Regions from separate parts of the Homo sapiens genome. Here region 2 is linked to region 1. A link is an interaction called in ENCODE POLR2A ChIA-PET data of the cell type or tissue named here. Cell type or tissue: OCI-LY7. All regions are shown on one strand. Links, peaks and the distances in the headings refer to the core of each region. The heading gives the core; the rest is flanking DNA.

The links. ChIA-PET counts read pairs that join two places held together with the same protein. Peaks named below come from ENCODE experiments on the same cell type or tissue, not always from the same donor. Only the 100,000 strongest peaks of a DNase experiment are listed, where the experiment ranks them.
Region 2: POLR2A ChIA-PET joins it to region 1 with 13 read pairs; 3 of 35 experiments call an interaction of 5 or more read pairs at or near these places.

The regions. Positions count from the first base shown.
Region 1 is chr3:31,219,617-31,236,105 of GRCh38, reverse strand. It overlaps the pseudogene RNA5SP127. Among named protein-coding and RNA genes, the nearest start is that of MIR466, 66 kb to the right of the region's middle. RefSeq lists an enhancer at 8,835-8,924. In OCI-LY7, for the core only: a CTCF peak has its summit at 8,403; DNase peaks (open chromatin) are centred at 8,705, 9,565 and 10,005; H3K4me3 peaks cover 2,952 bases; H3K27ac peaks cover 5,885 bases.
Region 2 is chr3:31,956,381-31,968,238 of GRCh38, reverse strand. All of the region lies in intron 1 of OSBPL10 (oxysterol binding protein like 10), which reads left to right. Among named protein-coding and RNA genes, the nearest start is that of OSBPL10, 19 kb to the left of the region's middle. In OCI-LY7, for the core only: no CTCF peak of the experiment used is centred there; DNase peaks (open chromatin) are centred at 7,248, 7,568 and 8,674; H3K4me3 peaks cover 4,780 bases; H3K27ac peaks cover 7,464 bases.

The DNA.
Region 1 (16,489 bases), core at 4,090-12,089:
GAACCGTTTTCAGATTTTGGGCAGCCCAAGCAACGTGCTCTATGAAGACCAAGCTACCTCTTCAACTCTCTTTCAGTTGGGGTGCCTCCAAAGATACTTCTTGAATTATGCGGGTTTTAGGACCTGTGTTTAAAAGCTCCTCTGGCTTTAGGATCTGAATTGGGTCTAGAATCTGCCACTGTGCCCAGGAGGGGATTAATACATCATTTTAAGACTCAGTGAGTCAAGTCAGTAAGGAGTCTACCATTTATTGATCACCTGCTGCATGCTAAGTAAGCAGACACTTGGCCAAGGATTCAGTGTCAGGAATTTGTCCATCTAATTCTGCTTCAGCTCCTCTGATGGGTGGCTGAGCCTTGGGCAACCCATTCTTCTTAAGCCTGTTTTCTCATCCATGATGCAGCTATAATAATATTGACCTACTTTCCAGGGCTGTTGCAGGGATTCATTTAATTGATAGCAGTAAAGAACTCTGAAAATACTTTAGAATCTCCCAGCCCCCATCACCCAACACACATCTTTGCCTCCAAGCCCATTTCCCTTCGGCACTCCTGCCACTTGTCCTGTAATTTGGGTTGGCTCAAGGAAGGGAACAGACAAGGGATTGGAGCACAAATATGACTTGTTTGGCAAATAAAGAGTCAGTGATCCTGAGCCAATGCAGAAGGATGGTACTTAGCAGTTAGCAACTGTTGTTAAGGTTTTTGTGGTGCCCCACTGCCACAGGTCCAGCGAGAGAGGATCACAACAGATGCCCAAGTCCTAATTGCTTTCCCTGGTTGTCATCTTCATACATAAATAAATTAGCAGCCCAGCCCTTGACACTGATGGTATGAGTGGCTCACCCTGAGCAGCTGTTACAGAGTGTCTCTGATATTAATCACACACTCCCTCCAATGGCAGTGACCTTAGGGTGAAAATGCCTTGCTCTTGTTCCAGCAACTGAGGAGCAGTCAGTCTCACAGAGCGAGTATATACTTGTGCTGGGGAGAGTGAAGCTTTGATTCTTATCATTATGATAATCACAATAATAACATTTTTATATCACATTAGGGTTTACAAGCATTTTACATTTGTGATCACCATTGAGCCTCAACAATGTTTTGAGGTAGAAAAAAATGGTTATCTCCACTTATGATAGAAAAACCCAAATTCAGAGAGATTACTGGCCCTAAGATCCTAAAGCTGGAAAATGAAATCTTTCACCCAGCAAGTCTAGCACTGTCTGCATTATATTATCCTCTTTCTTTAAATGATAAGTAACTGCCTCTAGTTCTCCCCTTTGATGCTGAAGTGAATTGACTCAGAAATGTTAAAATATGCACAACAATTCTTGATTAAATGCTCACTATACCCCACGTACTGTGCTAAATGCATCACAGCCAGAATATCATCTAATCCTCACCCAACTCTACTAGGTAAGTATCTGTGTCTTTCTTTAGAGATGAAACAAACTGAGGTTCAGAGAGGTTAATAACTTGCCCAAGGACACACAGAGTTCAAGCATTCAACTGCAATTCTATACTGCTAGCCTCAGAAAATACTAGTGACTGAGAGCCAGCAATACCACTGCACAAGGCAGAGGACTGCTTTTTCATGGTTGGATAGAAGAAAGGGGAAGCTGCCTCTGGCCTCTGGAATCAAGGGTTGCTTCACTTCAGCTTACTGCACTGACCGAGAGTTTATTTCTATAATTTCAAGAGGAGAGTTGTAAACCCAGTGCGGTGGAGGTTGCTGGGGATACAGTAGAGGAGCAATGGAACGTTTCATAAGTGCATGGTAGAACATGCATGGCTCTCACGCTCCTGCCCTAGTCCTGCCGCCTGCTGCGTGTGAAGTGTCCCCTCCCACTGCATTGCCCCCTTGTGAGGCAGGTACAGCTGGGAGCTAGACTCTTATGCTTGCCACATCACCTCTGACTTTAGCTGTGGCTGGGGTGCACAGTTCAGAGCCCAGCTTTGTGCTTCCTGCCCAGAGTGTCTGGCTTCCAGCACATATCTTATATTTCTGCTTTCTGTCCCAGGGATTCCCTGATACCAGGGATGCCTGAGGGAGCTCAGAAGACCCATACATCATTGGAGAGGGGGCAGAAGAACTCTGGGGAAATGCTCTTTCACCTCTCCTTGTGAGAGCACAGTGGCAACCCCCACAATAAACCTTTATTTTGTCTTTTTTTTTTTCTGTTGCTGTACCCCATTCTTTGCTCCTTGGGATCACCTTAGAAATAACCTACCTGCATCTAGATTCTTGTCTCAGGTCATGCTATTGGGAGGAACTCAAACTAAGAAAACATATTTCTTTTCTAACAGCCTTTATGGTGTCATTCACACGTTATGTCTTCTAAACAGGGTGGCCAAATTGTGTGGTAATTATGGTCTGCATTTGAATTCTGGCTTCTGTGAGATCTTGAACAAGTTACATAACTTCTCTGAACCTCAGTGTCTTATTTGCAAAAGGAGAATTGAAGTAATACCTTCTTCACTGTGTATTTTTGTTGTTGTTGTTGTTGAGATGGAGTCTCGCTCTGTCTCTCAGGTTGGAGTGCAGTGGCGCGATCTCGGCTCACTGCAAGCTCCGCCTCTCGGGTTCAGGCCATTCTCCTGCCTCAGCCTCCGGAGCAGCTGGGACTACAGGCACCCGCCACCAAGCCCGGCTAATTTTTTGTATTTTTAGTAGAGACGGGTTTCCCCATGTTAGCCAGGATGGTCTCGATCTCCTGACCTCGTGATCCGCCCGCCTTGGCCTCCCAAAGTGCTGGGACTACAGGCGTGAGCCACCGCACCTGGCCAAATTTTATGTGTGTTAAATGCATGGGGCAGTGTCTAGTGTTCAGTAAATGCCAGTGTTGGTCCAGTTACTGTCTACTATGGTAATAAACACAGGTTTTGGAGTGGGAGGGGTTTGTCTGCATCCAGTGTCATTTACTTGGTGTCCTGTAGCCTTTGGTAAGTTTCCTTTCTTTGTCTCCCTTATGTATACAACGAGGCTAATAAGACTGGCTACATCATGGGGTGTAAGAGTTAGCTAATACATAGTCTGGTGCATAATAGCAGGATTTCAGTATTAAATGTAGCTGTTATTGAAATAACAGTTTCTAGTTGGATTTAATGGCTTCCTCCTCTGTAATCTTTTCATACTTCCTCATATAACTTCTAATGGAGTTACTGCGCACTTCCCTGTCTCTCCCCCAAGACTATGAGCTTCTTAAGGGAAGGGGTTATGAGTCATTTCTCCCTGAAGCATCTGGTATTGTACCATGACTTTCAGGCAAGACGATTAAAGACAGTTTTAGTAGAGAGTCAGAAGAAGCGCTTTTGGGAAGCACTCTAGTTTGGCTACCTCAGTGAATAAGAAAACTGTAGTTCCAGAGTTCCAGAAACATTAACTGAGCACTGGCAAATGCCATTGACAGGGCAGGCAGAAGGCAAATGAGAAGTAGCTGAGAGGAACTGGCCTCATTCGGCTAGTGGCTTAAGGCGGTCTTGGTTAAAGAGGCTTTTCCTGGAGAGGCAACAGGGTTGTGGAAGCGGAAGTGCTAGCCACTAGTGTTGGTGAAAGTCAGATGCATCTTCTAGGAAGCACTTAAGGCTTTTCAGAGGCAGGATTGTCAGCTCAACCATGGCTTTCCCTGAAAAAGAGACCGAGGGCATGCAGGGGAGCTGGAGGGGGGCCTCTGTGTGACACCTGGGCATGGGGCTGTCCTGGCCGTGAGGGGTGGGGTGAGGGCGGAGGGTCAGAGGAAGCTCTCTCTAACCTTATTTCCCTTTAGTTTCTCATGGGACTACACCCTCAACATCAAGTCAGATGAGGGCAAACATGCCCTGGAGAGAGGAAATCACAGAATTTGGTTGTGTGGCTGAAGAGGGTAGTACAAGGGTGGAGAGGGACAGCAGCGTGGACTGGCAGGTAGCAGAGAGCTGGGTCTGCAGAAGAACTTCGGCATCTGCTCGGGGCTGACAAGAGGAGTTGGCTTCTTTGCTATCTGTCCTGCATAGCTGACCAGCAGGCCAAACTTACTGCAGCTTGTGGCTGGAGTGTTAGCCCTGATTTGCCTCAAGGATTCCAAGGGAGATTCATTTCCTCCTATTTTCTCTTGGGCCTCCATTCCCCTCAACACAAACCTTCTCAGCTAATCCCTCTGTGCTGGCTTCAGAAGAAACTGAGAGATTGGTGGCAAGGAGGGTTGGAAGCCAGAGGTGGTTTCTCCAAGTTGGGGATTGTGGTGTTTGAGGCATTGCCTTCCGTCTTTGGGGCAGACTGGGAACTTTGGTAGGGGGTAGCTGAGAACTGCTGCTCTACTTCATCTCTGATCATAGTGGAAACACAGGGATGGGACGTGGCTAAGGGGTCATCTTATCCAGACACCTATGCAATGCAGGATTCCACTTAATGGCTTCTTGTACAATGACTTAAGGCTCACTCCCTCTGGAAATTATCTTGGCTGAATATTTCCACCCTGCCCCCCCTCCCTCCAACAACTCTTTTCAGTTTCTTCTTACCCATCTGGCCACTCCTTAGTTTCCCCCCAATTTCCTTTTGCATGTTGGTGTTGCTGGATCTTTGTCCTTGGTCTTCCCACTGACTTCAACTGCCTCTTACAGATCCATGACCTCCAGTTCTATAGTGCCAGTCCTGATTACTCTGTTCCCTGGATGTCCTTTATGCCTCCAAACATGGCACAGCCAAAACTCCTCCCCCAGATGTTCCTCTTCTGAATTCCCCAGCTCAGTGAATGGAGTCATTTTTCACCCAGTTTGCCTAGTCCAAAATCTGGGTGCAATCAGCTACTCTCTTAAATACCGCCCCGCCTCCCCCCCACCCCCCACTGACCCCACCGCTGCCCCCTGACCCTCACCCCCAATAGTCTCACACACTCCCCAGCACCTCCACAGATACATGTCACCAGATGTGCTGATTAATTTCCAGGTGCCCTCCAGGCCCATCTCCCTCCTTGTCCTCCCTGCTCTGTGCCCCAGGAGGCTGACTTCTGGGCTGCGTCATCCAGGATCTATTGCCCTCCTGTTCTGGGTTGGGTTCTGTCAATGGGAGGTCCTGGGAAGATAAATAAGTTGATGCATTTATTATTCCTGCCCCTTCCCTACTGGGCTGTGGTTTGGCAGTGACTGCATTTCTTCCCCTAAGGTCTTGGCTCCTGTGAGCCTGCCCTCTCCCAGGAGTTCAGTCCTTTCTAAGTTCCAATAACCACTGCCTCCCCTTGCCCCTTCAGGTCTAGGGCTGGTAACAGCTTCCTGCTGTTGTTAGTGCTTCTGTGTGATTGTCCCTTTTGGTGCTTGTAACCCTGCCTACACTTTTCTGTGTATTGTCCCTTTAGTAAACTTTCTGCAGCTATATCTTTAAGCACCCTGGATGTTTCTTGCTAGGATGCTGCCAGATATATCAGGTCATGACATTACTATCTCCTTCATCTTCTTCAACTCTAACTTTGACTATTTAAAAAACAGGAAACTGGTTTTCTAAAACGAAATCACAAACAGTTCCAGGCAATAGTTCCAGCCACATGCCTCATTATTGTATCTGACCTGACTGTCTTGTGGTTCTTCTCATCAGTATGACGTAGAATTATTAGTCCCATACTTTGGCTTTGTTTCCTGCCTCAGGTAGCATTGATGGCCCTCCATACTTCCCTTCAAGTTTCCTACAGGGTGTTCACATGTACTCATTCCCTTGGATGCTTGCCTTCTCTGTAATATACAAAGTATGGGGCATGCACCATCAAAGCTGGCTTCATGGGTGTGAGGTCCTACACTTAGAAGGGCTCAGTGCTTGGGTTCTTGCTCTTCTGTTACTGTCTTGAAACTATTAATAATTTTCTTAAATTTATTTTTAATTTTTTGTGAGTATATAGCAGGTGTATGTATTTATGGAGTACATGAGTTCTTTTGATATAGGCGTGCAATGCTTAATAATCACATCATGGATATTGGGGTATCTATCTCCTCAGCATTTATCCTTTGTGTTATAACAATCCAATTATACTATTTTAGTTATTTTAAAATGTACAATTAAATTATTGTCAAATATAGTCAGCCTGTTGTGCTATTAAATACTAGGTCTTATTCATTCTATGTTTTTTTTGTACTCATTAACCATCTGCACGTCCCCTGCCATGCCCCCAGTACTCTTTCTAGCCTCTGGTAAACATACTTCTACTATCTACGTCTATGAGTTCAATTGTTTTGATTTTTAGATCCTACAAATAAGTGAGAACATGTGATGTTTGTCTTTTTGCACCTGGCTTATTTCACTTAACATAATGACCTTCAGTTCCATCCATGTTATTGAACATGCCTGAATCTGATTCTTTTTTCTTTTCTTTCTTTCTTTTTCTTTTTTTTTTTTTCTTGAGACAGAATCTAGCTCTGTTGCCAGGCTGGAGTGCAGTGGCGTGACCTCAGCTTGCTGCAACCTCTGCCTCCCACGTTCAAGCGATTCTTCTGCCTCAGCATCCTGAGTAGCTGGGATTACAGGCACGCACCTCCACACCCGGCTAATTTTTGTATTTTTAGTAGAGATGGGGTTTCACCATGTTGGCCAGGACGGTCTCGATTTCCTGACCTTGTGATCTGCCCACCTTGGCCTCCCATAGTGCTGGGATTACAGGCGTGAGCCACTGCGCCCAAACTGATTCTTTTTTTATGGCCAAATAGTACTCCATTGTGTATAGGTATCACATATTCTTTATCCATTCCTCTGTTGATGGACACTTAGGTGCTTCCAAATCTTGGCTATTATGAACAGTGCTGCAACAAACATGGGAGTGCAAGTATCTCTTCAATGTACTGATTTTCTTTCTTTTGGGTATATGCCCAGCAGTGTGATTGCTGGATCATATGGTAGCTCTATTTTTAGTTTTTTGAGGAACCTCCAAACTGTTCTCCATAGTGATCGTACTAGTTTATATTCCCACCAACCGTGGACGAGGGTTCTCTTTCCACATCCTCACCAGCATTTGTTATTGCCTGACTTTTAGATAGAAGCCATTTAAACTGGGGTAAGAGGATATCTCATGGTAGTTTTGATTTGCATTTTTCTGATGATCAGTGATGTTAAGCACCTTTTCATATGCCTGTTTGCCATTTGTGTGTCTTCTTTTGAGTATATTAATAATTTTTTAAACAAGGACCCACATTTTCATTTTGCAATGGGCCCTTCAAATGATAGAGCTGTTCATGTGTCCCATACTATGATTTAGGTAGTGTATGGGCACAACAATGAACAACACTGAATCACACAGAGAAGGAAATGGCCTCCTTTTCATTTATCTTTTGATCCTTCTGATTATTTCCCATCCAAGTACTAACTAGGCCCAACCCTGCTTACTTCTGAGATCAGACGAGATTGGGTACCTTCAGGGTGGTATGGCCATAGACCCTTATGAATATTTCAAGAAAAAAGATTTCATTTTTGTGCCAGCATGTGTTTAACAGCTCTCTTGACACCTGCTAATTCTCTCCTTTCTAATGTAGAGAGTGGGCCTTAGATTTTGGGCCTACCAATAACATCCCAGGGCCACATAAGAACACATTTTCTTTCATGGTTCTCTTTTATTATGGCAAGTGATACCACTTTTTCATTTATGGAACTAATAGAAAGTTTTCATTAAAAACGAATTTAAGGCCAGGTACGATGGCTCACACCTGTAATTCCAGCACTTTGGGAGGCTGACGTGGGCAGATCACAAGGTCTAGAGCTCGAGACCATCCTGGCCAACATGGTGAAATCCTGTCTCTACTAAAAATACAAAAATTAGCCCGGTGTGGTGGCGGGTGCCTGCAGTCCCAGCTACTCGGGAGGCTGAGGCAGGAGAATGGCATGAATCTGGGAGGCGGAGCTTGCAGTGAGTCGAGATAGCACCACTGCACTCCAGCCAGGCAACAGAGTGAGGCTCTGTCAACAACAACAACAACAACAACAATGAATTTAAATAAAAAATATGGGTTAATTAAAAGTAAAATGGGAAGTAAATAAGTGTAGAAGTGACATTTGGATATAACAATGATCTTGAAGACTTTTGAGAATAATTGAAGTTTGGGTAACACTAGCTTAGGATAAGAACCATTTTTCCTTCTACCCTCAGCTCCCCAGAAGCCTATCCCAAGCCCAACTAGCCCTTGAGGAATTCAGGAGAAGGCTGTTCTGGAAATTAATATAAGAACTGAGTAGGAAGAATTAATGTTATTCTCAGTTGAAGTCTTTGGTTCAATTTAAATAGCTTTGATTATGATACTTACAAGTTTAACCCAGAAATGGGTATATTAGAAGCAGAATCAGAGGGCGGCTGACTGTAAGACCTAATCATGCATTTATTTGTTGCTGCCATCCACACCATGCCTGAACCCTAACAGATAAGTCGAGAGAGGCAGAGTGAGGTGAAATAAACCTCTAGGGGCAGCTGAAGAAGACACATATTTCTCTGTAAACCTAAAACTTCTAAAGTCTTTTAGGCTTGGGGTTTTAGTGCTCAAATGGCAAGGAGTTAAACCAGGAGTAATCAGAGGGGTTAATTTACCAAAAAACCAGTTCCCAAGGTTCTTCTTGGGTGGCCGTCCTGAGCTGGTGATGCACGTTCAGTCTGTGCATCTTTTCATCTCTGTGTATGACATTTAAGATGGCAGAAACTTTCCCTACTGGCTACATTCTTCATCTTATTACACCCATCATTGATTTCATTGGCTGGCATTTAAAAGAGGAAGCTTGTTAAACTAAGCTGTTATGCTTGTGGTTTTACAGGTTGGCACAGCAAACAATTATAAAAAAGGAAGAAGCATGCATGGGTGGACAGAAGTGTGTCTCTCCTAACAACATACAAACACACTTCTAGAAAAAAAAAGTCCCCACTAGCACAAAGCATCTCTGAGTGCATTTTGCAACAGCAAACTCCTAATCTCACGATCCTTCTGGACTGTAATAAGTGATGTGAAATGATTTCATTGGATGGGAGATGGAGGTTGGTGCACGTTCCTGGGCCCAGCCCCATATGTGTGGAAGTTATAAATGTGGTCCAGTTTCATTCCATTCCTCACAATTTCTGGGTAAATCAGGTCAATTACAGTTCCATCTTCTGCCACAACATCATGCTTAGCTTGGACAACTCAATACAGGGAACCCAAGTGCAGGGTAGAAGTTAACTAATAATAGTAATAATGAGGATAATAACATTAACTGCTCTGCTCCAGGAATGAAACACAGAGCCCTTACTTAAATCATCTCCAGCTCTTAGAGAACATTTGAAAGCCAAGTGTTATCCTCAGTTTTTAAGTGAGCTGCCCATTTGCCTGTTTGTTCTAATATCAATTTCCTGCCTGCTCCTTCTCTTGCTGTGTTCTGTATTTCAGAGAACTACATTTTCTAGGCCCCCTTGACAATAACTCTCCAGGTAGCTTCAGCCGATAGGAAGTATTGCTATGAAATTGGGGGTCAGAGGAAGTGAGGACCCAGGATTTTCTCCCCTAAGGCCCCCCCCACCCCCACCACTTCACTGGGTGGCACCTCTTGCGTAGCAGCATATCATTCAGTTCTGTTGGCCACCTGCAGCTTCCTGGCCCTGATTAGTTACACCACATCCTCCCATATTCCTCCAACTGCAGGATGGTAGCAGCTTCCTGCAGTTGTTAATCTCTGTGCTGCCTCACTGTGTTCTGTTTGTCTCCTCAGTTATTATAACCCTTGGCTAAACCATTCTCTAGTAAAATTCCCCCCATGTGAGTGGAGCAAACGGTTCCTGGTTTCCTGGCTGGATCGGACTGATATGCCATGGCAGAGGTTAGCGAACTTTTTCTATAAAGGGTCAGATAGTAAATATTTTAGGCTTTGTGGGCCAGGAAGCAAAATCGAGGTACTAATTATGAAGGTATTTATATAACAAGAGGGAAAACAAATTTCCACAAGTTATTTTAGCTCACAGACCATACAAAAGCAGGTGCAGGCTAGAATTGGCCAGCAGGAAAGGACAAGATGAACCAGTTAACCAGCTACTCCAACAACCCAGGCAAGAGTGGGTGGTGACTTGGACAAGGATGTTGGCCCTGAGATGGTATATGGTGGTTGGCTTGGAGTCATATTCTCTGTCTTAAAGCCAGAGTGATTGTCCTGAAATACAAACCTGATCATGTCACTGAGTAAAACCATCCCAAAGTCCTAGATTGTTCACAACGTAGTTAGTGAGCTCTATGGACTCAGTAGCCATCTATTCCAAACCCCCATATGAGAACGCTAATGGGATGAGGAAGAACCAAGGAAAAGAGGGGGAAGTGGTGCAGTCTGTTTCTGTGTGGCAGCAGGGAAGAGGGATGAACAACAATTAATTTGGATGGATTTGGAGCTGAAAGGAGTTACTGTCTGTCTATAATTCTTTCCCTTCATTCCAGATTTCAGGACTTTCAAGGCCAGCAGTTTGAGGGATTTGCTGCTAGCCCAGTTAAATTAAAAAAGGTGAATGTGTATTTTCATGTAGAGCTCACTCTGATGGGAGAGGGTCATTGTCATTTTAAATTACAATTTACTTCCAGTGCAGTGTTACTTCTTTCCAATGAGTGTGTTACCCTCCAAGCATCCTGGGCCCCAAGAATGGCCTGGGGCACCCTTCTCACTCCTGACCCCACACAAGGCCCAGGCTCCTGGCACTTCTTTTCCTTAGTATGCAAGGAATTCCCATCCCACACACCTTTAAAGCTTAACCTGAGGCACATGGAGAGAAGTCCGGGATCTATAAACTTGGATTAAAAAATTATTTATTTTCACGAACATCCGAATGAAACTTAGCACTTCTTTCTGTGATAAATGTAGGTGAGAAACCCACCATAAAACAGTTCCAGGCCGGGCACAGTGGCTCACACCTGTAATCCCAGCACTTTGTTAGGCCGAGGTGGGTGGATCACCTGAGGTCAGGCATTCCAGACCAGCTTGGCCAACCTGGCAAAACCCCATCTCTACTAAAAATACAAAAGGTTAGCCGAGTGTGGTAGATGCGTGCCTGTAATTCCAGCTACTTGAGAGGCTGAGGCAGGAGAATCACTTGAGTCTGGGAGGCGGAGGTTGCACTGAGCAGAGATTGCACCACTGTACTCTAGCCTGGGCAGCTGAGTGAGACTCTATCTCAAAAAAAAAAAAAAAAAAGAATTAGCAGTTTCAGCACATATTATACAGATATTTTCATACCACACAGCTATTGTAGATATTTTGAAATATTCATTACTTCCATAAGTCTAAGTTATTGCACCCACCACTATATCTTATTAACGTTTAATAAAGACACACAACTATCAGTACATCACCAATTTTTTTTTAAATATCTTGTTAGCTGTATTCTTTTGTTATCCTTAGTATTTATTTTATATTCATAAAAACATTGTTCAGGGAAGGTGCTTATAAGCTTCACCAGTCTCCCAAATCCTAAAGAAGAGCCCAGTCCCACCCCTCAGTGTTTCCACTCACAAGAAATATCAGTGGATGGTGTTCGTCCCAGTTGGGGACAGGTATAAAGCCGAGTTCTCCTTCCTTAAGCACCTCATGCTTAAGAGGGAGCCAACTGTGCTCCCAGCCTTCTCCAGCACAGAAGCACTTAGTTAATTGTGCTGAACTCAGGGCCAGACCTCAGGGAGGGAGAAGCAGCTTGTCTGGGCCGCTTTGGCAATCAATTATTCCCCCAAGCAGAAAGATTGATAGCTTCTGCATATCTTGGCCCAGCTAATAATATCGCAGATGCTGTTTTAATTCCAAAGCACAGAGCCACCCCCAGACTTTCTTTTTAACCTCTCTGCCTAAAATGGGACGTAGTGGAGTGGCTTTCAGAGACAAAGTGACTATGCCACTTTGGGTCCATTTTAATACTTACGCATCATGATTCTGTTCATTTCCACAGCTCACCTACTTTCTGGCTACCAATTTGGATTTTATCCCACCCTTTGGTTACATTTCTCAATTTCATTTATTTATTTATTTATTTATTTATTTATTTATTTATTTTTTATTTTTTATTTTATTTTTTTTTCTTTAGCTCAAACAATCTCCTTCCCTGAATGTTCTGAAATTGCCTTTTCTCCTACTGGAAACCCCTGGATATTTTCTTGTCCTTCTCTGGACCTCTCTAATCCTTGATAGGGCTTGAGAAAACAGAGGTCTCTGAGTCTGAGCGATGGGCTGGGAGTGGGGAAATGGGAATTGGTTATTGTTTTCCTCCTGCTAGTTGTTCAGAGACACTTGCAACCCTGCAGGGCCCTGAAAAGACCTTTTGAACAGATTTCTCCATGACATTGCTGAGAACTTATCCCTGATAATATGGTCATTTCCAAGTTCAGCCTGAAAGCTCAGAAGTTTAACTAACAGTTTCTGGCAAGAAGTCTGTGATTAAAAGTGTTCAACTTTCCCACTGTGATTGCCTAGAACTTAGCTGCCTTCCTCTCACTATTTGCTCATTTACCCTCTCCTTCTGTCCTTCTAGTATCTCCAGGGGATTTCTCCTCCCCACCCCCCAAGAGTCAAATAGAGCAGGGGGCCCCAACTCCTGGGCCACGAATTATTAGGAACTGGGGCTACACAGCAGGAGGTGAGCAGCCAGCCAGTGAAGCTTCATCTATATTTACAGCCACACCCAATTGCTCCCATAACCGCCTGAGCTTCACCTCCTGTCAGATCAAGGGCAGCATTAGATTCTCATCGGAGCTCAAACCCTGTTGTGCACTGTGCATGCGAGGGATCTAGGTTGCACACTCTTTATGAGAATCTAATACCTGATGATCTGTCACTGTCTCCCATCACCCCCAGATGAGACTGCCTAACTGCAGGAAAACAAGCTCAGGGCTCTCACTGATTGTACATTACAGTGAGTTGTATAATTATTTCATTAAATATTACAACGTAATAATAATAGAAACAAAACGCACAATAAATGTAAAGCACTTCAATCATCCTGAAACCATCGCCGTCCACTACCCAATCCGTGGAAAAATTGTCTTCCATGAAACCAGTCCCTGGTACCAGAAAGTTTGGGGACCACTGAAATAAAGCATTGCCAACATGTGGCCCTGCCAGGAGCTTCTCTGAAAGGTCTTATAAGACTTGGGGGACACTGGTATCTCAATCAAGCAGTGTGGATGTTTTTGCTTTTGTCTCTGTGTTTTAAGCACAGGAAATCCCAACACAAGCAGTATCTTGGACTCTTTCTGGGCAGGGGATTATGTAATTCAAGTGTTCCTATTATTGCACTTGTGTTAGTGACGGGTGCTGATCATGACCATGCTTGGGTGCAACCGTCTCTTAAGAACTCATGGTAAGCTTGGCTAGTTTACATTCTTCTCAATTGAATTCTTTCCTTTTTGTCCCCCACAAACAAGAAGGTTTCAGGGTCCCAGAAGGAAGTTGAATTCCACTGAAACAGCAGATAATTTTAAAATGATACTGTAAGAGGTGTGCATAGGGTTCAGGGGACCCAAGGGATGCTGAGACCCCCAGAGACTAGCATTGGAGGAGCCTAGACTGTCCCTAGACCTGAAGAGACAAGGGCAGCAGGCAGTGTTATGGGAGCCCCATGAGAAATGGAGCCATAGAAGAGGGGCTGCCCATCTTTCACAGGAAGATACAGCCACTTTCAGAACTGTGGTGCAGAAGGAGGGAGGGTTTCGTTGAAGAATATCCTGGCCTCACTCCCTTCTCCTGTCCTCACATTTCCTTCTAGTAGTTCACATTAGTTGGCCCCTGTCAGAAGCCAGAGAGCAAGGAGACTTCTGTGGCCATATGGGTTACAGAGCAGAGGGGAGAAAGGCAGAGGACAGACCTGGGTCAGGGGCGGGCTCTGGAGAATATGGTGGCGGATGGGAATAGCAGCAGTGCTGTTTGCTGGGCTAGGCTGGGCATCTGCCTGAGCCCCGTGCCTTCCAGTGTGTGGTGCAGTTCTTCACTTTTCACAGAAAGGTTCTGACATGCTGAAAGATGAGTGAGCAAGTAAATTTTATTAAGGACAGTATAGGAGCAGTGCAGGAGGCCTTCATCCCACATTCCATGACATCCAGTGCAGTGTTACTTCTTCCCAATGAGTATGTCATCCCCCAAGTGTCCTGGTCCCCACAAATGGCCTGGGGCACCCTTCTCACTCCTGACCCCACATGAGGCCCAGGCTCCTGGCACCTCTTTTCCTTAGTATCCAAGGACTTCCCATCCCGCACACTTTTAAAGCTCTCCTCTCTTAATCAGAGCAATCTATGTATCGGCTTGTCTAGATTTATAGTCATGTCTGAACTTTCTATAATTGAGAAAGTTCTTCCTTAGAAAGCAGTTGGAAAAATGGTTTTTATTTTGGCTTACCCGTTTTTTGTTTTGTTTTATTATTGCAGAATAGAAAACTGGGAAACCCCAAGTTCTTTGCTCTTTGGGCTGCAAAAAAGACAGACAGGACAAGGGAAACTGTTGAAGTGTTAGACAGTATCAGATTTTTAACATAAAGAGATTTTCTTTCAATGTTTAATTGTGGTAATAAACACATAACATAAATTTATCCTTGTAACCATTTTTTTTTTTTTTTTTTTTGAGATGGAATCTTGCTCTGTCCCCAGGCTGGAGTGCAGTGGCGTGTTCTTGGTTCACTGCAACCTCCGCCTCCCGGGTTAAAGCAATTCTCCTGTCTCAGCCTCCCGAGTAGCTGGGATTATAGGCGCACACCACCATGTCTGTCTATTTTTTTTTTTTTAGTATTTTTAGTAGAGATGGGGTTTCACCATGTTGGTCAGGCTGGTCTTGAACTCATGACCTTGTGATCCACCTGCCTCAGCCTCCCAAAGTGCTGGGATTACAGGTATGAGCCACCGCGCCGAGCCCTTGTAACCATTGTTAATTGTATAGTTCAGTAGTGTTAATTATATATTGTGCAACAGATCCTTAGAATTTTTCATCTTGCAAAAGCAAAACTCCATACCCATTGAACAACCATTCTGTCATCTCCCGTTTCCTAGCCTCTTGCAACCACCTTTCTACTTTCTGTTTCTATGAGTTTTGCTAACTTAGATACCTCATATGAGTGGAATCATATGGTATTTGTCTTTTCGTGACAGGCTTATTTTGTCTAGCATAATGTCCTTAAGCTTCATGCATGCTGTGGCATGTGACAGGGTTTTCTTCTTTTTAAAGGTTGAATAATATTCCATTGCATGTATATTCCACATTTTCTTATCTACTCATTTATCAGTGGCAATTGGGTTGCTTCCACCTCTTGGCTACTGTGAATTATGCTGTGATGAACATAGGTGCAAATATCTCTCCAAGTTCCTGCTTTGAATTCTTGTGGATATATACCCAGAAGTGCAACTGCTGAGTTTTATGGTAATTCTATGTTGAATATTTTGAGGAATCGCCATACTGTTTTCCATGGTGGCCACACCATTTTACGTTCCTACCAACAGTGTACAAGTTTCTAATTTCTCCACCTCCTCACCAACACTTGTCATTTCCTGTTATTTTTTACTTTTTCTTTCTTTTTTTGATTTTGGACAGCAGCCATGCTAATAGGTGTGAAGTGATATCTCCTACCTTTGTGGTTTTGATTTCTCTAATGATTAAGAATGTTGAGCATCTTTTCATATGTTTGTTGCCCATTCGTATATCATCTTTGGAGACATGTCTATTCGAGTCCTTTGTCCTGTGTTGTTGTTGTTGTTGAATTGTAGGAGTTCTTTATATATTTTGGATATTAACCCCTTGTCAGATAGATGATTTCCAAATATTTTCACTCATTCCATAGTTTGTCTTCTCACTTTGTTGATTATTATTTTTTGAAGACAATGTCAGGTTTTGCCTAACTTCTCTAGTCATAACAATCTTTGGGCTCTTCTTCAAAATATAGTGTATTCCCAACTCATTTTTCTAGAAATTCTGATTCAGGAGCTATAGTTCAGGGCCCATGCATCTGCATTTTCAACCAGGGTCTCAAGTGATCCTACCAAATACATTCGTAACACTTTGGATTCCACTATAATTGTGTTTCTCAACTGCAGGGCTGCGCAATGGAAACACGTAAAAAATATTAATGTCTGGTCCTACTCCCAGAGTTTCTGAATTATTTGAGAAAAATCAATTATCAATAAATTGAGACCTAGGTGTTGGGATATTAATAAGCCCTGAGGGGACACTATTAAACATCCAGGCTTAAGAACCATGGCCCTATCTTCCCCTTCAGGGCAGGGACCCCCTCCTGGCATAGTGCCTGGCTCAATTTGTATTTGTTGTACTCCATGCCTCACTTTCTTATTTTGAAAGTGATTCTTTTATTTATTACATTTGAAAGTGGTTCTTGTCTGGTGGGGTTGAGAGCTTTATATGTGAATCGGACATCTGTGGTTAAAAGTCTCCATGTTGTGGTGAGAAGTTGATAAAAACCTGACTGTCAGTTTGTGTCACAGATGACCCAGTGAAGGTCTGCTCTTTTGTGGTGAGATCTGAATGTTTCCTTCTGCAGAAGTTACAGGCACTGATGAAAGAAGTT
Region 2 (11,858 bases), core at 3,859-11,858, 730 kb before region 1:
CATTTGTATAAAGTCTACAGATTTGATAATAGTACTGTATCCATGTCAAGTATTTATTTTAACATTTACGCACTGAAGTATTTAAGGGTAAAGGGGCATTATGTTGGCTATTTACAGAAAGAAATACACACAGAAAGAAAAAATAATAAAGCAACTGTGGTAAAATGTTAATAGTTCTTTAATAGTAAATACTTATTTGTATTATTTGTGTAACTTCTCTGTAAATTTGAAATTATATTGAAAGATTAACAAAAATTCACTTGACCTATTCAAAACAAAAACCTTGGGGTGTGCACTATATACTTAATCACCGAATAGAGCATATATCTAATAAACATTATCCAATTTGCCTTAATTCTAGTCTTCTAATGTGGCCACTGAAGCATCCATTCTTGAAGCTTCATCCAGACTGGTTTAGAAGATGCCCAGGTGTGATAAAAATGATTGTTAGGCAATTCCAGAGATTAACTACAATGAAATTGCCTGAGTGTGTGAGTGCCTGTGAGCAAATAGGTAAAGCCAGCATATTTGCAGCTTATGAAAGGACCATTAAACCAAAGGTTTGGGAGATTTGTTTTTATCCTTTCACTGTTTTTATCCTTTCCCTATTAAGTTGTTTCATCGTAATATAAATGTCAACTGTCTCTTTCATTTATAAATGAGATGAAGTGGGAAACATTGCTTGTTTCCTCATTACTCCAACATAGGAAAATTATAATGAATTACCATTTATAAGCAACTTTTTTTTTTCATTTTTTTGAGACAGGGTGTTGCTCTGTTGTCCACGCTGGAGTGCAGTGGTGCAATCACAGCTCATTGTAGCCTCAACCTCCTGGGTTCAAGCGATCCTCCTGCCTCAGCCTCCCAAGTGGCTGGGGCTACTACAGGCCAGGGCAGGAGGATCGCTTGAGGCCAAGAGTTTGAGACCAGCCCTGGCAATGGCAAGCTCCCTGCAACGGTGAGACTCTACAAAAAATTACAAACAGAAAACAATCAAACAAAAAACCTGGAGTGGCATGAGCTCTCTGCATTCCTGTCCAGAGCTGGAAAGATGTCTCAGTGAGGGAATGGGATTTTTTTTTTCCTGACCTTGGTTTTGATGTGCAAGATTGATTTGGTTTGTCTTGCATTATCTCATGGAACATGTTATTTATGCTCAGAAGTAACAGCTTAAATCTTTGTTATTTGTGTAGTAAAATGTGTTTTAACCATTTATTAAAAAAAAAAAATCCCCTCAGAGATTGTCCATGAACTTGCTCATACTCACATGAAAGTTCCAGTTCCACATCCTTGTCAGCGCTTGGTATTATGATATTTTTAATTTTAGGCATTTTAGTAAATGTGTGTCATGGTTTTCATTTGTAATTGGCTGATAGCTAATGACACTGAACAGCTTTTCATGTGCTTATTTCCCATCCAGATATCGTGTTTAGTAAGGTTAGCTTTAGCTAAGTCTTTTGCCCATTTTTAAATTGGATTTCAATCAGGTTGTTTGTTTTCTTATGGTTGTGAGAGTTTTCTTCTGAGAGTGGTTCATGCTTTTTAAAGAAGTGATCCATTTTTTATAAGTTGTTGAATTTAGGTATGTAGAGTTGCTTCTAGTATTCCCTTATTATCTTTTTAATGTTCATGAGGCCCCTTTTTCTTCTCCCTGATATTGGTAACTTGTTCGTGTTTCTTTTTGTTTTTATCAGTTTTGCTAGAGGTCAGTCAATTTATTGATCTTTTCTAAGAATCAACTTTTTGTTTCATTTATGATCTTTATTCTTTCTCTGTTTTCAATTTAATTGATTTCTATTCTAATATTTTTTATTTTTTCACTTTATATATAGTTTTTTAGTTTCCTAAGGCAGATGCTTAAATTATTAAATTATCATTTCTTTTCTAATGTAAACATTTAGTGCTATAAATTTCCCTCTAACCATTGCTTTAGTTGCACTCACACATTTTGATATGTTGTATTTCTATTTTAGTTCAGCTTAACCATTTTGTAATTTATCTTGAGACTTTATTTTCGTCCCATGAATTATTTAGAAGTGTGAATACACACACACACACACACACACACACACACACACACACACATAATTTTGTTGTTGTTGTTGTAGTAGAGATGGGGTCTTGCTATGTTGTTCAGGCTGGTCTCAAACTCCTGACCTCAAGCAATCCTCCCACCTTGGCCTCCCAAAGTGCTGGGATTACAGGCATGAGCGACTGAGCCTGGCCTATATATATATATATTATATTTTATATAATATATATTATCTATTTTATATAATATATAATATATATTATCTATTTTATATAATATATATTATATATTATCTATTTTATATAATATATAATATATGTTATCTATTTTATATAATATGTATTATATATTATCTTTTTATATAATATATATTATATATTTATATAATATATATTATATAAATAGATAATATATCTTATCTATTTATATAATATATATTATCTTTTAATATAATATATATTATATAAATAGATAATATATATTATATTATATATTTTATATAATATATTATATATTTTATATAATATATATTATATAAAATATATAATATATAATATATAATTTATATAATATATTATATAATATATAATTTATATAATATATTATATAATATATAATTTATATAATATATTATATAATATATAATTTATATAATATATAATATATAATTTATATAATATAATAGTTTATATATTATCTATTTTATATATTATATAAAATAGATAATATATAATATATATTATATAAATTATATATTATATAATATATATTATATATTATCTATTATATATAATATATATTTTATATTATATATTATACATAATATATATATTTTTTGAGATGGAGTCTTGCTCTGTCACCCAGGCTGGAGTGCAGTAGTGCGATCTCAGCTCCCTGCAAGCTCTGCCTCCTGGGTTCACGCCATTCTCCTGCCTTAGCTTCCCGAGTAGCTGGGACTACAGGTGCCCACCACCACGCCCGGCTAATTTTTTTGTATTTTTAGTAGAGACGGGATTTCACCATGTTAGCCAGGATGGTCACAATCTCCTGACCTCGTGATCCGCCCACCTTGGCCTCCCAAAGTGCGCCCCGGCCGCCTGGCCTACATTTTTTAAGGGTTGTTTTATGACATTGAATATGTTCTATCTTGATGATTGTTCCATGTATACTTGAAAGAATATGTATTTGGTTGTCATTGGATGAATTGTGCTATAAATGTCAGTTTGATTCAGTTGATAATGTTCAGTTCTATATCATGACTGACTTTAAAAATTTTTATTTGATAATTTTGGAGCTGTGGTCTGGAAAGAAAGTACACCCTCTGCTCATAAGCCATTCATATTCAGATTTTCCCCTGAATTTGTGTGTTCTTTTACAGACTAACTTACTTTTACATTTAATTTTCCTGAGTATTGCTACATGAAGTCAGTTAAATGATGAGCCATGAGAACTTGATGTTTGTTCATTGTTTGAAAGCACACAAGTATTTCAGGCCAGGGTGTTGTTTATTTCATTTTATGAGGCACACCTATCATTATTTTAGGTAAATACCTAAAAATCAGCTTCAGGACTACTTGGAGATGCTTTTTCAGACAATTTAATTGACTCCAACTCAGACTTAATGTAAAGATGTTATTTACCTCGTCAAGTGAAGATTGATCTAAGGAAATACATATTGGTTCTAATGAGTGGATGGATGCTGATGAAAGAGGTTCTGAGACCACTGCTTACCCATTAAGAGTGCTGGGTAGGGCAGGTGCCATGGCTGACGCCTGTAATCCCATCACTATGGGAGGCCGAGGCGGGCAGATCACTTGAGGCCAGGAGTTTGAGACTAATCTGGGCAACCTGGCTAAACCCTGTCTGTACCATAAGTACAAAAATTAGCCAGGTGTGGTGGTGCACACCTGTAGTCCCAGTTAGTCGGGAGCCTGAGGCAGGAGAATTGCTTGAACTTGGGAGGCAGAGGTTGCAGTGAGTCTAGATTAAGGCACTGTACTCCAGCCTAGGTGACAGTGTGAGACCCTGTATCAAACAATGAACAACAAAAAAAGAGTGCTGGGTAGATGGAATCATTGGAGAAACATCTGACAGCTATATTGAAGGAATCATTAGACAACCCAGGTTCATCCACCTCCATCTCAATAGGGAGATTTACCTGTGTCTCCCAAGACATTCCCTCTTGGTTTGGATGTGCTTTGGAAATATTGCTTTGAATGGAAGATGCTGAGCAGGAGGGCTACTGAGATTAGAACAATTTCTAATTGGGGCCAGGTGTGGTCATGCATGTCATTAGTCCCAGCTACTCGGGAGGCTGAGGTGGGAGGATGGCTTGAGCCCAGGACCTTGAGATTAAAAAAAAAAAATCTAATTGGGAGGGTGTGGAAGGTGATGCTGCTGAATTTTGTTACAAGAAAGCATTTTTATCCAGAGATTTCATGACTATGGAACAAAATTAGATAGGACTAAGTCATATCTTGGAGAAATCAGGTTAAATGTGATTTGTTCCAGTTAGGGAGCTTCATTAAGTAATAAGGGAAGGAATTTTAATGAGAATTTTCTTCTGCCTGGAGTCCTCTACGAAATGTCCTATGGATAGCAAGGGAGCAAGCCAGGCGCCTCTTTGGGTGGGTGTGTCTCTACAGGTTGTCTCTTTAGTCCATTTGGTGTTTGAAGAGTGAGCCTTCAAATCATTGTTTTAGAATCTGTGCATCACTCCTGCTGTCATCATTTGAAGAACTGGCAGCATTTAAGTATTAAGTAATAGTATTTAATCAGTGTTAAACTGTGAGAACTTGATCATCATATGGTTCTATAAGAAAATGTCCTTGTTCTTGGAAAATACATAAATACATAAATATGAAATATTTAAGAATAAAGGGAGATGTCTACAACTCATTCTCAGATGGTTGAGGAAACACTTTATATAAGGAGAAGGGGATGGGAAAGGGAGGGAGATGGATGGATGTGGGTGGAGGGGAGGAAAGGAAGGAAGGACGGGGAAGGGAGAGAAGGGAGGGGAGAGATGGCTAGAGAGCATGATAAAGCAGATGTACGCAAACATCAATAATTTTTGAATCTGTGTGAAGGGAGATAGAGGAGTTCTTTGTCATATTCTTGCAACTCTTTGGTAAGTTTGAGTCATTTCAAAGTACACATTTAAAAAAACAGAAAACAAGGAAACACATGGCTCCTTTGAGAAACAGGAGTCACACCACTTCCTGTAATATTATTTGAAATTGCCACAAAAGTGAAGTCTTTTGATTGAAAGCAAGTCATTGTATTGCAAGATCCAGGAGATCAGGCATTAGACCTAAGTTCTGGCACAGTGCCTGGCGCATAGTAGGTACTCAATATTTGTTTAGTGAATGCTATCAAAGCAGCAGTGATTTTGGCATTGGCTTTTCCCATTTGTGCATTTACCTTGCACCCAAGTGATTTGGATTTGCTCCCCTAGACAAGACTTTATGTGCTCCTGTGGTCTTTGTGAAAACAGCCAAATGGAAAAGTTTTGTCTCAGGGAGCTTGCGTTACAACTTAGTGTAATGGGAGCGATTGAAACCCTAACTGTACATTTCTTGCGGGTAAAAGCCCCCTGGAATCAGGCAGAGTATTTATGGCACTTCTCCTGTGCTGGTTCCCATTTAAAGATGGTGAAATCTCAAAAAAAAAAATAGTGTTTCATTACTTTTATAATATGTAGAACATATAGTTTACCATTTTAACCATTTGTAAGTGTACAGTTTGGTGGCATAAGTATATTCATACTGTTGTGAAACCAATACCACTTTTCATGTCCGGTACTTTTTTATCATCCCAAATTGAAACTATACCCATGAAATAACTTTATTGTTGTTATTTGCTTAGAAAATCATTTATTCAACAGAATTATAGTTGTTATCTGTGTTAATAGTAGGCTACAGGACCTCGAATCCAAAATTGGTGATGCCGGCCAGGCGCGGTGGCTCCCACCTGTAATCCCAGCATTTTGGGAGGCCAAGGTGGGCAGATCACCTGAGGTCAGGAGTTCAAGACCAGCCTGGCCAACGTGATGAAACCCCATCTCTACTAAAAATACAAAAAAATTAGCTGGGCGTGGTGGTGGGCATCTGTAATCCCAGCTACCCAGGAGGCTGAGGCAGGTGAATTGCTTGAGCCTAGGAGGCAGAGGTTGCAGTGAGCTGAGATCACACCACTGCACTCCAGCCTGGGCGACAGAGCGAGACTCCGTCTCAAAAAATAAAAATAAAAAAAAGCAACCCTCCCCTCTGCCAAAAAAAACTCTTAAAAAAAAAAAAACCAAAACAAAACTGGTGATGCCAAAATTAGAGAACTTATTTAAATGTAATTAATAGCAATTATCTTGAAAGGGAACCTTTAGAAATATAACAGGAACATCTGCTGGTGTACATTAATTAATTTCTGTAAAGATTATAATTATACACTAGAATATATGCCATTTAAAATGAAATTTAATACTCAGGAGGCTGAGATGGGAGGATGGCTTGAGCCCAGGAGTTCAAGGCTGCAGTGAGCTATGATTGCACCACTGCACTCCAGCCTAGGAAATAGAGTGAGACCCTGTCTCTAAAAAATAAATAAATAAAATACAAATGTCAAAAGACACCAATAATTAGCCCAGCCCCCTCCCAGCATTATTAGCATTATTAACATTATTAACACACACACTCTCTAAATAGAGCAGTTTTAGGCTCCCAGCAAAATTGGAAATATAGAGTTCCCATGTCTCCCCTACTCCAACACATGCACAGCCTTTTTAATGATACTTTACATTTTAAAAATAGTATCTGTCTACTAAAATAAAATCAGAGACGCTAGCTTTCCGAGCCCTGGGAGCTCACTTTTCTCCTGAAGCCTTCCCTGGCTTCCTGGGCACTGCAGATCCCTCAAATTTAGGTTCTACCACCACATTCTTGTTTGGTGACTCGTGATCTAGCCTCACCCACAAGGACAGTACAGGGCTCGTGTTTGCTTAGGTGGTGCTCCATATTTGATTGTTGAGCCAAAGAGTGGGTTTGGAGAGCTTCAGAACTTGATTTGTTATAGAATAGCTTCATTCTTTATGGAGTGGGTTGCACATGAAGAATATTTGATGTAGAATGGCTCTGGCAAGTTAAAAAAAAAAAAAAAAAAAAAAAGGCTGTAGCTTCTTGGTTAAACATTGACAGAAGGAGGTCCCTTGGGGAATTTGTGAGCTGCTAGGTGGTTTACACCATTTTTTGGGCAGCTTTGAGGTTCAAGCAGTTTGGTTTTAACCCTTTGTAGGTCAGGTTTTTAGACCTTGTAATCTATTTTCCCTTTTAAAGGAGGAATAAGGATTAAAGAGGATAAAGAGGATGGTTTTTCTGTAAGAGAGAGTGCTGGTAATTCTCTCCTGGTGGTGAGCATTTGTAGGGTGGGGTAGGGGCACAGATGGCACATGGCTGATGGCCTTGAGGGAGAAGTGGGTTGCACAGTCTCTTGCAACAGTTTCCAGAGTGGGGAAGGTTCAGAGATGCTCTTCTGGTTTCTGAGCTTGTGAAGAGAGAGACGTAGAGGAGAAAGGGTTAACTTCCATTTTTACTTGGAAATGGATAGTTTAAGCTGGGGAGGGCCTGTGTTATGTAAACTAGCTTGCAACCTTCTGGTGTCCATTTTAGCCTTGCTTTCTCATTTAGGTCAATTGGATCTGAATAAGGAATTTGGCCAGACAACAAAATATTTAAACTGGTTCCCCTATTGCATCTCATTTCCACAGTCTGTTTATAATCCTAATTGATGCAAATGCCCTTGTTATTGTGAATGTGAATACCCTGAATGCAGGGTTCTGGTTTGTTTCATTTCACATTGTATTACTGAACGTGGTGAGGGAAGCTGAGGGTCTGAGTGACAAGCGGAGTGTGGCTGGATCCAGCCTTATTTTGAAGGATTCCTTTGGCACCCAGGGGCCCAGGGATGAGGTGCTGTTTTGGGAGGCTGGTAAAAGTTCAGAAGCGATCTCTGAGACTCCCTATCTGCCAGATTCCCAGACTGTGAGCTGCTTCAAGATCAGGGAAGTTTTTCGGTACGTAATTTCTTAAGCACTCAGCAAAGTGCTAAGATAGTCTTCCCTGCCTCAGGGAGTTTGGAAGGACATTTTTCCATGGAGTACATCAGACCTAAGAGGGAGAGTTTTGTTTTTCTTCACTGATAGGCAACTTTCATTTTCTGCATTTGAGAGAACCTGATTTTAAGTAGCACAGTGGCCACGTCACAATCCAGGAATAATTTTGGCATTTTTCCTGTATCCTTTTTCTGCAAGTGTTTTTCACAATAAACCAAAATAACCTAGTCAAGGGGAGAGGGAGGCTAACATTTTCTTTCATGGAGCATTATTCTGAGGCTTGAAGGTGCTCAGGTGAACTTGCCCAAGTTCTGTTTTACAGGTGAGGAAACTGCCTCAAATAGATGACATTTAATTCAAAGTTACACACGGAGTTTGTCGCTGAGTTAGAACAAGAAACAGAATATGCTTCTCAGTCAGTTTTGGAAAAACTCCAGAAAGGTGATGCTAAAAATGGTCTTTTTGCCTTGTGTTTTGTTATATAGCAAAGAATACCCGCTGGCTTCTCATTATCTAGCTGATGCCCTGAGACTCATCTGATGTTCTGGCTTATGTATTAGCTGCTTTGAGTGATGGCGAAAACTTCAAAATGTGCAGAGAGCTCTTCCTTGAACCCAGTGATCCTGGGGTATTAACAGATTGTGTTTGGGATATCTTATCTCTGAGTCTCATGCTAATTTCCTCTGATATATAGCAAAAAGACTGGGTTTAACAGTAGTTTTCAGTAGACAAAGTTGCTTTTATTTTATTTTCCAGGTTATGAATACAGAACTGGCCTTTAGGACTGCTTCTGATCTATCAGTAGATAGTACACTGTTTATAGTGCTGCAAAAAGAGAAGGTGGACTTGTAAATTCAGGAAGGGACCTGGCTAAATTTGATTAGACTGCATTAAAAATTTGAGACTTTTCTCTGTGAGCCGATATCTCGTAGCATTTCTTTAGGACAGAGCACTCTTTAATTGAGAGTTGTTCTTGCCTGGACCTTGGCTTGTTGGCAAATGCAGCATGTGTGATTCCATTGCGTGCGTCTCCACTCTTGAACTGCTACTTTGGATCACAATTACTGGAAGTGTCTTCTAGGGCCCTGACCCTTTAGAGATGACATTTGACCTTTGGGAGTCTCTTCCATGGTGCATTAATGAGTTTCCCATGTGCTGGAGTGCTTACTCTTTGGTTTAGTACAGGGGTTAGAAAGGTTTTTTTGTAAAGAGTCAGATAGTAAATAATTCAACTCTGCCATGGCAGCATAAAAGCAGCCCTAGGCAATATGTAAACAAATAGACATGGCTCTGTTCCAATAAAACCTTATTTGCTAAAATAAGTGGTGGGCTGGATTTGGCTCAAAGGCCTGTTCTCTAGTTTAGAGGCTTTTGGAACACAAAGCCGAAACACCCTTGGCTCTTGTGTGAGAGAGAGAAGAATCCAGTATTCAGAACATAAACATCTCAGTTGAAATGTAGCATCCATGGTGAGAAAGATGCTTTGTGTTATTGAAAAGTTGACATAACAAATATAAAGACTTTTTTTGGGAAAAAAATGGGCCCTTGTCCTCCCATCCTAATACAACTGTTACTGATTTTTGTGCATTTCTTTTGAGTCTTGTCCTCCTGCATATGTACCTCTGTGAAGTCCTGATGTGCGCAATACCAGTTGATATTATTAAAAAGCATAACACACCATATATCTGACAGTTGTTACTACATTGGATCTAGTGAGGCCTAAAACATACAAACTAGATTTGTCAGAGAAGATATTTTTAAGGACTAATTTGTGAGGTGTACTGTCATTTTGTGCATTTTTAACTTTTTTCAATTGCAAGAGTAATACTTCACTCATTATTTACTTCAGCCCTAAATATTAGTAGAAATCAGGCCAGAGCTAAAGTAAATCAGGTAATTGGCTATTCAGGGGCTGAAAGATGTTTAGTGGCAAAGTCACGCTTTAGCTCTAAGTTAACATTGTGGTCACAAGGGTATTCTGGTGGCCCGAGAGTTACTGCACCCCTCCTTGCAAATGGCTACAAAGGCTAAGACATAGCACACGTTTAATTTTTTTCTTCCTTCTTAGCTGGTGCACACACAATAAACCAAGAAACAAATGACCATACTTCAGTGTCACTCTATACAATGTGACTTTAAAGATGCATTTTTAAAAACAGGAATCTGGCCGGGTGCGGTGGCTCACGCCTGTAATCCTAGCACTTTGGGAGGCTGAGGTGGGCAGATCACGAGGTCAGGGGTTTAAGATCAGCCTGGCCAACATGGTGAAACCCCCCCTCTACTAAAAATACAAAAATTAGTCAGGCGTGGTGGCATGTGCCTGTAATCCCAGCTATTTAGGAGGCTGAGGCAGGAGAATTGCTTGAACCCCGGAGACGGAGGTTGCAGTGAGCCGAGATTGCACCACTGCACTCCAGCCAGGGCGACAGAGCAAGACTCCTCAAAAAACAAACAAACCAAAACAAACAAACAAAAACAAACCAATAACAACAAAAAACCCCAGGAATCTCCAAGTACATATCTCCACGAATGGCAAGGTTCTTTTTCACAACAGTGCTGCCATTGCTCAAAATATTTCAAGGCTCCTTTTCTGGAATTGCCTTCAGAATAAGTTATAAGCCACAGTAGAGTAGAGGTCTGCCTGCTTCATAGTCTTTTCTCATTTTTGACTAAAAATGGTGTTCGCCAGTGCAGTTCCCTTGCCTCAGCTGCCACTGTGGCTCTGGGTTGCTTTCAGCTGTTTCCAGATCTCATAACTGTGCTCAGGGGAGATGGATTTATCGTAACTGAGTCAAAGGTTGTGGGTAATGACAATAAGTCAGGAGTCTCTGTGGTTATTTCTTTGGAAAGAACAAAAATATTTATGTGTCAGTTGTGATAGTTAAAAAAACAAAAAGTTCTGCCTTTGTACATCCCTGGATCACCATGCCAACATGATTTTATTTATTTTTATTTATTTTTTATTTTTTGAGACAGGGCCTCACTCTGTCGCCCAGGCTGGAGTGCAGTGGCACAGTCTTGGCCCACTGCACCCTCTGCCTCCCGGGCTCAGGTGATCCTCCCACTTCAGTTTCCTGAATAGCTGGGACCACAGGTGTGTACCACCACATCCAGATAACTTTTTTGTATTTTTTATAGAGATGGGGTTTCACCATGTTGCCCAGGCTGGTCTTGAACTTCTGGACTCAAGCAATCTGCCCACCTCAGGCTCCCAAAGTACTGAGATTACAGGCTTGAGCCACCACACCCGGCCCAATGTGGCTTTTGAATGAGATCATTCCTTCACCAAGCAGCATCCAAGATTGACATGCTGTATCCCAAATCCTACTCTAGGGAGCAAGGCCAGGGTCCATGAAAGGCCCCCTTTTTTTTTTTGAGACGGAGTTTCGCTCTTGTCGCCCAGGTTGGAGTGCAATGGCGCAATCTCGGCTCAGTGCAACCTCCACCTCCCAGGTTCAGGTGATTCTCCTGCCTCAGTCTCCTGAGTGGCTGGGAATACAGGTGCCCGCCACCAAGCCCAGCTAATTTTTTTTTGTTTTGTATTTTTAGTAGAGACAGGGTTTCGCCATGTTGGCCAGGCTGGTCTTGAATTCCTGACCTCAGGTGATCCAGCTGCCTCGGCCTCCCAAAATGCTGGGATTACAGGGGTGAGCCACCATGCCCGGCCAAAAGGCCATCATTTTTATGTGCTCTGTTGTCCCTCTTACCTGGAACATTTGGAAA